Linked DNA regions of Homo sapiens: region 2 is linked to region 1. Evidence: chromatin contacts called from ENCODE Hi-C or POLR2A ChIA-PET data. All regions are on one chromosome and are shown on one strand. The core of a region is the stretch at or near the end of the contact, and the rest is flanking DNA. Distances in the headings are between cores, read along the strand shown.

Region 1 (3,750 bases), core at 303-2,802:
AATTTTCCTTTTTTTTTTCCCCCCAGATGGAGTCTTGTTCTGTTGTCCAGGCTGGAGTGCAGTGGCATGATCTCAGCTCACTGCAGCCTCTGCCTCCCGGGTTCAAGCAATTCTCCTGCCTCAGCCTCCCAAGTAGCTGGGACTACAGGCGTGCACCACCACACCCAGCTAATTTTTGTATTTTTTAGTACAGACAGGGTTTCGACATGTTGGCCAGGCTGGAACTCCTGACCTCAAGTGATGGGCTCACCTTGGCCTCCCAAAGTACTGGGATTACAGGCATGAGCCACCATGTCTGGCCTCAAATACACAGAATTTTCAAATTCAATATTATACTAAGTATAATACTGCACAACCTACTTTTTTGCACCTAACAATGATAAACATTTTCTCGTAAGCAGCCATTATTAAAGGATCAGAGCCACAAATGGCCTAAAGCTTGACTCTGCCAATAGCATCCTTGCATATTCACAACCAATAAATAGAACTACCTCCCTAATCTAGCTCACCTCCCATTTAGTTATATGATCTTTCCATGAGTATATAAGCACCTAAACCAGAGGTCGTCTCACCTGAGAGACACCCTATTTTAGAGGCACTCAGATGAGGCAAACAGAGCATGCAAAAAACATTTTTAAAAATCTCTTTTTGGCCAGGCATGATGGCTCATGCCTGTAATCCCAGCACTTTGGGAGGCCAAGGCAGGAACATCTCTAGCACCCAGGAGTTTGAGACCAGCCTCGGCAACATAGCAAGACCCTATCTCTACAAAAAAAAAAAAAAAAAAAATCAGACAGGCATGGCAGTGCACGCCTGTAGCCCTAATTTGGATGCTGAGGTAGGAAGATTGCTTGAGTCCAGAAATTTGAGGCTGCAGTGAGCCATGATCGTGCCACTGCACTCCAGTCTGGCTGACAGAGCAAGACCTTGTTTCAAAAAATAAAATAATTTAAAAAATCTCTTTTCCTATTTCCTCCCCAAATGCCCACACACTGGGTGTAACTCTCAAATCCCCCGTATTTCCTCTCTGCTCCCCAAACAGCTTCCTACTGTGGTGAGAGCTGGGAGGTGGGAGGAGGAATCTAATTCTTTCTATAGTTCCTGTTTCTTTACCATGGCAGTACTGTCAACAATGGACAACAAATTGCTGGATGCAGCAGTAGCAATTTACATATGGTAGCTAAGCTAATGCACAGCTTTCTCTGGGCAGAATTACTAACGCTTCTACCTATCATTGCAGTTTGAACCCAATGTTCCAGGCACACCAGTGTTAAGTATTTGCCTGGTGGCTTCTACCTTCAAAGGCACAGGGAATGATACACAGAAGTAATACACAGAAGTGAGGGAGGTGGAGGGAGTGGGAGCTCTGAACCCACCGAGGGAGGGTGCTCGCTCCAAGGACTGTGACACCAGACAAAGTACCTAATTCAAACCCAAAGGCTCAGTCATTCAACCTTTCCATAATATTCATGATCACTTGCTCAAATCTGGCATGTTCTAAGACCACAGTTCCTTCTTAGTTTCACTGCCCTGCCATGAGGCCAAATCTGTCTTATCTAGTGAGTCACTACTGCTCCTCTTTCCAACTGCATTTTGATTTCAGCCCACTTGTGCAGCTCATCAGGGCTGCACCATATGTTAGTACCATGTAGGCAGAATGTGACTAATTTTTTTCTCAAGCCCTGTCAGAGCGACTTTTAAAATCACCTTATAATCTTGATGTCTCTTGCGGAGTCATTATAACACATAACCTTTGGAAAGGACTATAATTATTTTTCTGAGTGCTCAAAGGAGATTCTTCAGCATTTTCATTCCCATTTTTCAGATGAAGGAACTAAAGGGAAGATAAGGGATTAAGAGACCTGGGTTCCACAACCAACCACTGGGACTTGGACTTTCTTGAGTCACAGTGCTGTATTTGGTAAAATAAGGCAGCTTGTAAAATGCCTTTTATTGGGAAACTCAAAATATTACTTTGCCTCTCTTTATTATTTACTTATTTATTTTTTTTTAGATAGAGTCTTGCTCTGTCACCCAGGCTAGAGGGTAGTGGTGCAATCTTGGCTCCCTGCAACCTCTGCCTCCCGGGTTCAACATGGTGAAACCCTATCTCTACTAAAAATACAAAAATTAGCTGGGCATGGTGGCAGGCGCCTGTAATCCCAGCTACTTGGGAGGCTACGGCAGGAAGAATTGCTTGAACCCAGGAGGTGAACTGAAATCATGTCACTGCACTCCAGCCTGGGTGACAGAGCAAGACTCTGTCTCAAAATAAAAAATAAAAATAAAAAGAGAGAGAGAAAAGGACTGAATGGCCCATGGACCACAAATGTTTTTTGAATTGGTCAAGATCATAATAAGTGAGTGAAAGTAATGCTCTAATACACTGAAAGTAAAATAGAGATGACTTGCAGATTTAGCTAGTATCACCAAATTCCCCCGAATTTAGTTTAAAAGGAAGGCGAGCAGCTGCTTCCACCTCCTCTAGGCAACCTGCCTCTTCTCCAACAATAATAGCAATAATGGTTGCTACAGCTGATAATTAAGCTCATCTCAAGAGGGTTTCTTAAATCTTCCGGGTATTGCAGATCCTATGTTTATTCTAGCAACTCTTTAGGGTAATTGCTTGACTGACATTGCAATTATTAGGCCTCCCCATCTCCATTAATAATATTCTCTTTTTTTTTTTTTGTTTGAGACAGAGTCTCGCTCTGTCGCCTAGGCTGGAGTGCAGTGGCATGATCTTGGCTCACTGCAATCTCTGCCTCCCAGTTGTAAGCAATTTTCCTGCCTCAGCCTCCCCAGTAGCTGGGACTACAGGCCCAAGCCACCAAGCCTGGCTAATTTTTATATTTTTTTAGTAGAGACAAGGTTTCATCATGTTGGCCAGGCTGGTTTTGAACTCCTGACCTCAGGTGATCCACTTGCCTCAGTGTCCCCAAGTGCTGGGATTACAGACATGAGCCACCACGCCCAGCTCACTAGTATTTTTCAATGGATAATATCACTTGCAAAATATAAAAAGGGATAGTATCTCATCAATATTGAAAACTGAGCTGAGCACAGTGGCTCACACTTATAATCTCAGCACTTTGGGAGGACTGCTTGAGCCCACAAGTTCCAGACCAGCCCAGGCAATATAGTGAGACTTATCTCTACAAAAAAATTCAAAAATTAGCTGGGTGTGGTGGCACGTGCCTGTAGTCCCAGTTACTTGGGAAGCTGAGGCGGGAGAATCACTTGAGCCCAGGAGGTCGGGCTGCAGTGAACTGTGATCATGCCACTGCACTCCAGCCTGGACAACTGAGAGAGAGCCTGTCTAAAAAAACAAACAGAGAAAAAAAAAAAAAAAAAAAGACATGCCCTTTGAATTCAGCAATCCCAGTTCTAGAAATATAGTTTACAAATAATCTTGTATCTGATGTATACAAAGTATGCAAAGGGGCATTCATAAGAACATTGTTTACATCAGCAAAACCTGAAAACATATGCCCATTAATTGAAGGCTATTAAATACAGTATAACCATACAACAGAACACTATGTAGCTATTAAAGAAAATAAGGCAGCTAACTGATCAAGACGTATTCATATAATAAGAAAGGAATTACACATGGCTTGTATATGAACAGAGTATCTCTGGATGGATAAAGAAATAACTGCTAACAGTAGTTGTAGAGGTGGAACAGTGGTTGAATTGTTTACATGTGAACACGTTACCTATTCTACAGAAATTTTTTTTTTTTTGAGA
Region 2 (3,894 bases), core at 745-3,244, 100 kb after region 1:
TAATTTTTAAATTTTTGTGTTGAGAAAAGGTCTCACTATATTATCCAAGCAGGCTGTTTTAGTTGGCCTGTTTTAAAGGACTAAATATATATTTTTCCCCCACAGATTTTCAAATCAGAGAGAAGTAATGCTCCTGCTGTATAAAACATGAACTTGGTGTTGGATGTAGTTTTTGTCAGTTAGTTTGTACTATCATTACATGCTCTGAAGGAGGGAGAGTTTGAAGGCACAGCCCTCTCACCCAGTTGGGACTCTCAGTGACTTCACAAAGAGATGGCACTAGAACTGAATCTGACAGTACAGAAACATGTCACTGGCAAGAGGGGGAGGACATTTCTAGAATAGGAAATTATAGTTAAGTCAAGGTATGCTGAGGTAACAGAGATGATGGAATATAGGGCTTATGTTGAATGTTTCTTTCATCCTAAGGTTGCTTTTTTTTTTTTTTGAGACAGAGTTTCACTCTTGTTGACCAGGCGGGAGTGCAGTGGGGCAATCTCAGCTCACTGCAACCTCCACCTTCCGATTTCAAGCGATTCTCCTGCCTCAGCCTCCTGAGTAGCTGGGATTACAGGTGCCCGCCACCACGCCTAATTTTTGTATTAGTAGAGACAGGGTTTCACCATGTTGGTCAGGCTGGTCTCAAATTCCTGACCTCATGATCCACCCGCCTCGGCCTCCCAAATTGCTGGGATTACTAAGGTTGCTTTTTTACCCTAGTATTTTTATAATGATCCCCCAAAGTTCCAGGAAACCCATACCTTCTTTATTTTTAAGATGCAGTTTCACTCTTGTTGCCTAGGCTGGAGTGCAATGGCACGATCTCAGCTTACCGCAACCTCCGCTTCCTGGGTTCAAGCGATTCTCATGCCTCAGCCTCCCAAGTAGCTGGGATTACAGGCATGTGCCACCACGCCCAGCTAATTTTCCTCCCTTTATTTCTTTAAAAAATAGAGACAGGGTTTTACCATGTTGCCCGGGCTGGTCTTGAGCTCCTGGACTCAAGTGATCCACTGCCCCCAGCCCACCCCACACTCTTCTTAAGTCAAGGTTTCAATGGTCACCACATACTCTAGAGGAACAGTTTGTGGCAACTTAGCTTGGTACCACAAAGGAAAACCAGTTTCACAAGTGGCTTACTAGAGAACCCCTACTTTTCTTTTTCTTTTTTTTAAGAGACAGAGTCTCACTCTGTCACCCAGTGGCACAATCTTGGGTCACTGCAACCTCCAGCTCCCAGGTTCAAGCGATTCTCCTGCCTCAGCCTCCTGAACTACAGGTGCGTGCCACCATGCCCGACTAATTTTTTTGTATTTTTAGTAGATATATTGGCCAGGCTGGTCTCCAACTCTTGGCCTCAAGTGATCCACCTGCCTCAGCCTCCCAAAGTGTTAGGATTACAGGTATGGGCCACCACAACCAGCCTAAGTTCATATTACTTACTGAGTTCATTATTTCTTGCATGTGTTTCTTTTTTTTTCTTTTTTTTTTTTTTAAGAGATGGGAGTTTCACTCTTGTTGCCCAGGCTGGAGTGCAATGGCGTGATCTCAGTTCATTGCAACCTCCACCTCCTGGGTTTCAAGAGATTCTCCTGCCTCAGCCTCCCGCATAGCTGGGATTACAGGCATGTGCCACCATGCCCGGCTAATTTTGTTATTTTTAGTAGAGACAGGGTTTCTTCATGTTGGTCAGGATGGTCTCGAATTCTCGACCTCAGGTGAACCACCTGCCTCGGCCTCCCAAAGTGCTGTGATTGCAGGCATGAGCCATTGCGCCCGGTCGCATGTGTTTCTTAATGGCACCTACCTGCATTTCCTAGCCCCTGAATATCTTTAGACTTTTATGTTAGTAGCTTATAGTAAGATATTATGGAGGATCATAGGTATAGGACTCTGACTAGACCTCTAGCTTGGATGCAGCAAGACTGAAACAGCTGGACTAGTATTTTGAGCAATCCTAGGCCTTGGAGAAATTTCTCAGCCACCCAACTTGCACAGGAAAAACTGAAGCCTTGGCGTCCTCTGGTGGTAGACTGGTTATCAGAGTCAGACATGCTTCTCAACTAGGAATAGGCAAGCATGAAAGTTCACAGAAGCCACAGGATAAACATGGCACATTTTCCCAGATCATCTTTACTTAAAGATTTTTTGGGAGAAAAAGGTAGGCAGCAAACATTTTTATATTAAAACAAATGCAGATAGTAATATTGAAATAGTATATAAAATTGACATTACTTTTTGAGACAAAGGAAGAGACATCAAAGACATTTTAAGCCGAGCTCCTCATGAGCTTCCTAAACCCCAGGGGAGGGAAGAGACCCCTGCATTCTCGTTCTGTCTAATATTATCAGTGGGGCTGTTTTGACAGAGAAGTCTCAGAAGCAGCGAATTAAGTGCTTACTCATTTGGCAATGTCCCAGTGAGTTATATAAATAAGTGAAACCACAGGCTTTCTCATTTTAGAGCATTTTAACCTGCTTTTTAGAAGGCCTGAGTAAACAGAAGCTTTATGCTTGAGTTGAATTTTATTTTCTCCCAAAGTGATTTTTTTCCTCCTATAAATGTTAACATGCTTAACTGAGGGTATGGCATGTGAGGTGGTCAGTGTCCTAAGACCCATGTCGACTTGGGTTGGCATTACCAGACATGGAGTTACAAATATACTTTCCAAGGCTGTCATCAGAAATGCAAAACTACTCACCTTCGGCAACAATAACAAAAAGGAAACAAAACAAAAAACTGAAGAACAAAAGATTATATATAATTAGAACTGTATGGTGTAATTTAAGCACTGGCAAATACTTGGCTCTTAAAGAAGGGGGTTACTCCTGCAGGATCTGCTTTTCATATTTTATGTGAAAACAAGAACTTCCTTTGAGGAAAAAAGTGCCATTATACTTCCTTTCCAAATCTTGCTTATTTTCTGTAATTGTCTTTTTCTTTGTTGTTGCTGACCCTTTATCTTATTTATTTTTTTTCAGGTAGCCTCTTGAACTAGAGTAGGCTCAGAGGCTCCCTGTAGGTGACATTTTATTACTTTGCAATAACAGACTGAAGGGGCAGATCCTCACACAGACTTTCTAGGGTAATGTAGCAATGTACTGTCCTTTTCTTGAAGTATGAGAGACAAGGTCAATGAAATGTGCTTAGAAGCATAATGGGAGTCAGATTCTGGTGCATGCTACTGACATTTTAGGGTCTACCCAAGAAAAAGTAATTCATAACCTCCCATATAGTTTAATTTAGTGATTTTGTTAAGTTTTACAAAATTATTTCTCATTTTTCTTGGAATTCTACTCTTCATTTTACAAAGCCTTAAATTGAGACTCAAAAATCACATGACAAAGTGCCTGTAGCTTCAGGAAAATACAACTTTTTTTCCCTTCTGGTTAAGTAAAATAAGAATTTGGAGCAAAAATATCCTAATTCAGAATAACTAAAGGGGGAGTATCAGTGGTAAGTTATGTTGTGCTGGAAAAAAGAACAAAAAAGGCAGACACCAAACACCTGAATTTTCCCAAGATTAAATGATTATTAAAAAAGCGCGCCACACTGTATAGAAATCAACATTCTCTCCCATAATTCTGTGCATCTGGGACTACAGAAATGTCACTGTCCCTGCCCCACATCTTCAAATTAACATTTTCAGGTCACAACAATAAGTCTTCCCAAAGGGGACCTTCCGGAAAAATAAGCTATTTCCTCGGCTCATATTCCCCTGGAAAACAAAACAAAACAAAACACAAATAATATCTAGCGAGATGAGATCAGCCAATCCAAATCAGCAGAGAGGTCCAATTGGGAGACGTGACTAAATCTAGGACAAAACTGGGACTATCACTACAGAACAAGGATTAGTATTCTCTGAAAGGCTGAGCTACTATGAACTAACTA

The links. A loop is a pair of places that touch in the nucleus more often than their neighbours do. ChIA-PET counts read pairs that join two places held with the same protein, here RNA polymerase II (POLR2A). Pooled maps may share reads with other maps.
Region 2: a pooled map shows a loop between it and region 1 (2.8-fold over the local background). The contact joins two enhancer-like sites. A Hi-C loop is called at or near these places in 2 of 168 maps with a recorded cell type or tissue (Right ventricle myocardium superior and naive thymus-derived CD4-positive, alpha-beta T cell), 7 of 37 single-sample maps with no recorded cell type and 7 of 50 pooled maps. POLR2A ChIA-PET finds 5 or more read pairs at or near these places in 8 of 52 experiments (H1, HEK293, HepG2 and 5 more).

The regions. Positions count from the first base shown.
Region 1 is chr11:47,513,924-47,517,673 of GRCh38, forward strand. All of the region lies in intron 1 of CELF1 (CUGBP Elav-like family member 1), which reads right to left. Among named protein-coding and RNA genes, the nearest start is that of CELF1, 37 kb to the right of the region's middle. Within about 2 kb of position 1,553, at least 6 of the 41 ENCODE cell types and tissues checked have a DNase peak (open chromatin) inside an H3K27ac peak, as active enhancers do.
Region 2 is chr11:47,615,202-47,619,095 of GRCh38, forward strand. It overlaps MTCH2 (mitochondrial carrier 2), which reads right to left. Exons shown (of 13, transcript NM_014342.4): 13 at 2,116-3,718. The coding sequence ends at 3,632. Among named protein-coding and RNA genes, the nearest start is that of C1QTNF4, 23 kb to the left of the region's middle. RefSeq lists a silencer at 2,352-2,411. Within about 2 kb of position 1,995, at least 2 of the 41 ENCODE cell types and tissues checked have a DNase peak (open chromatin) inside an H3K27ac peak, as active enhancers do.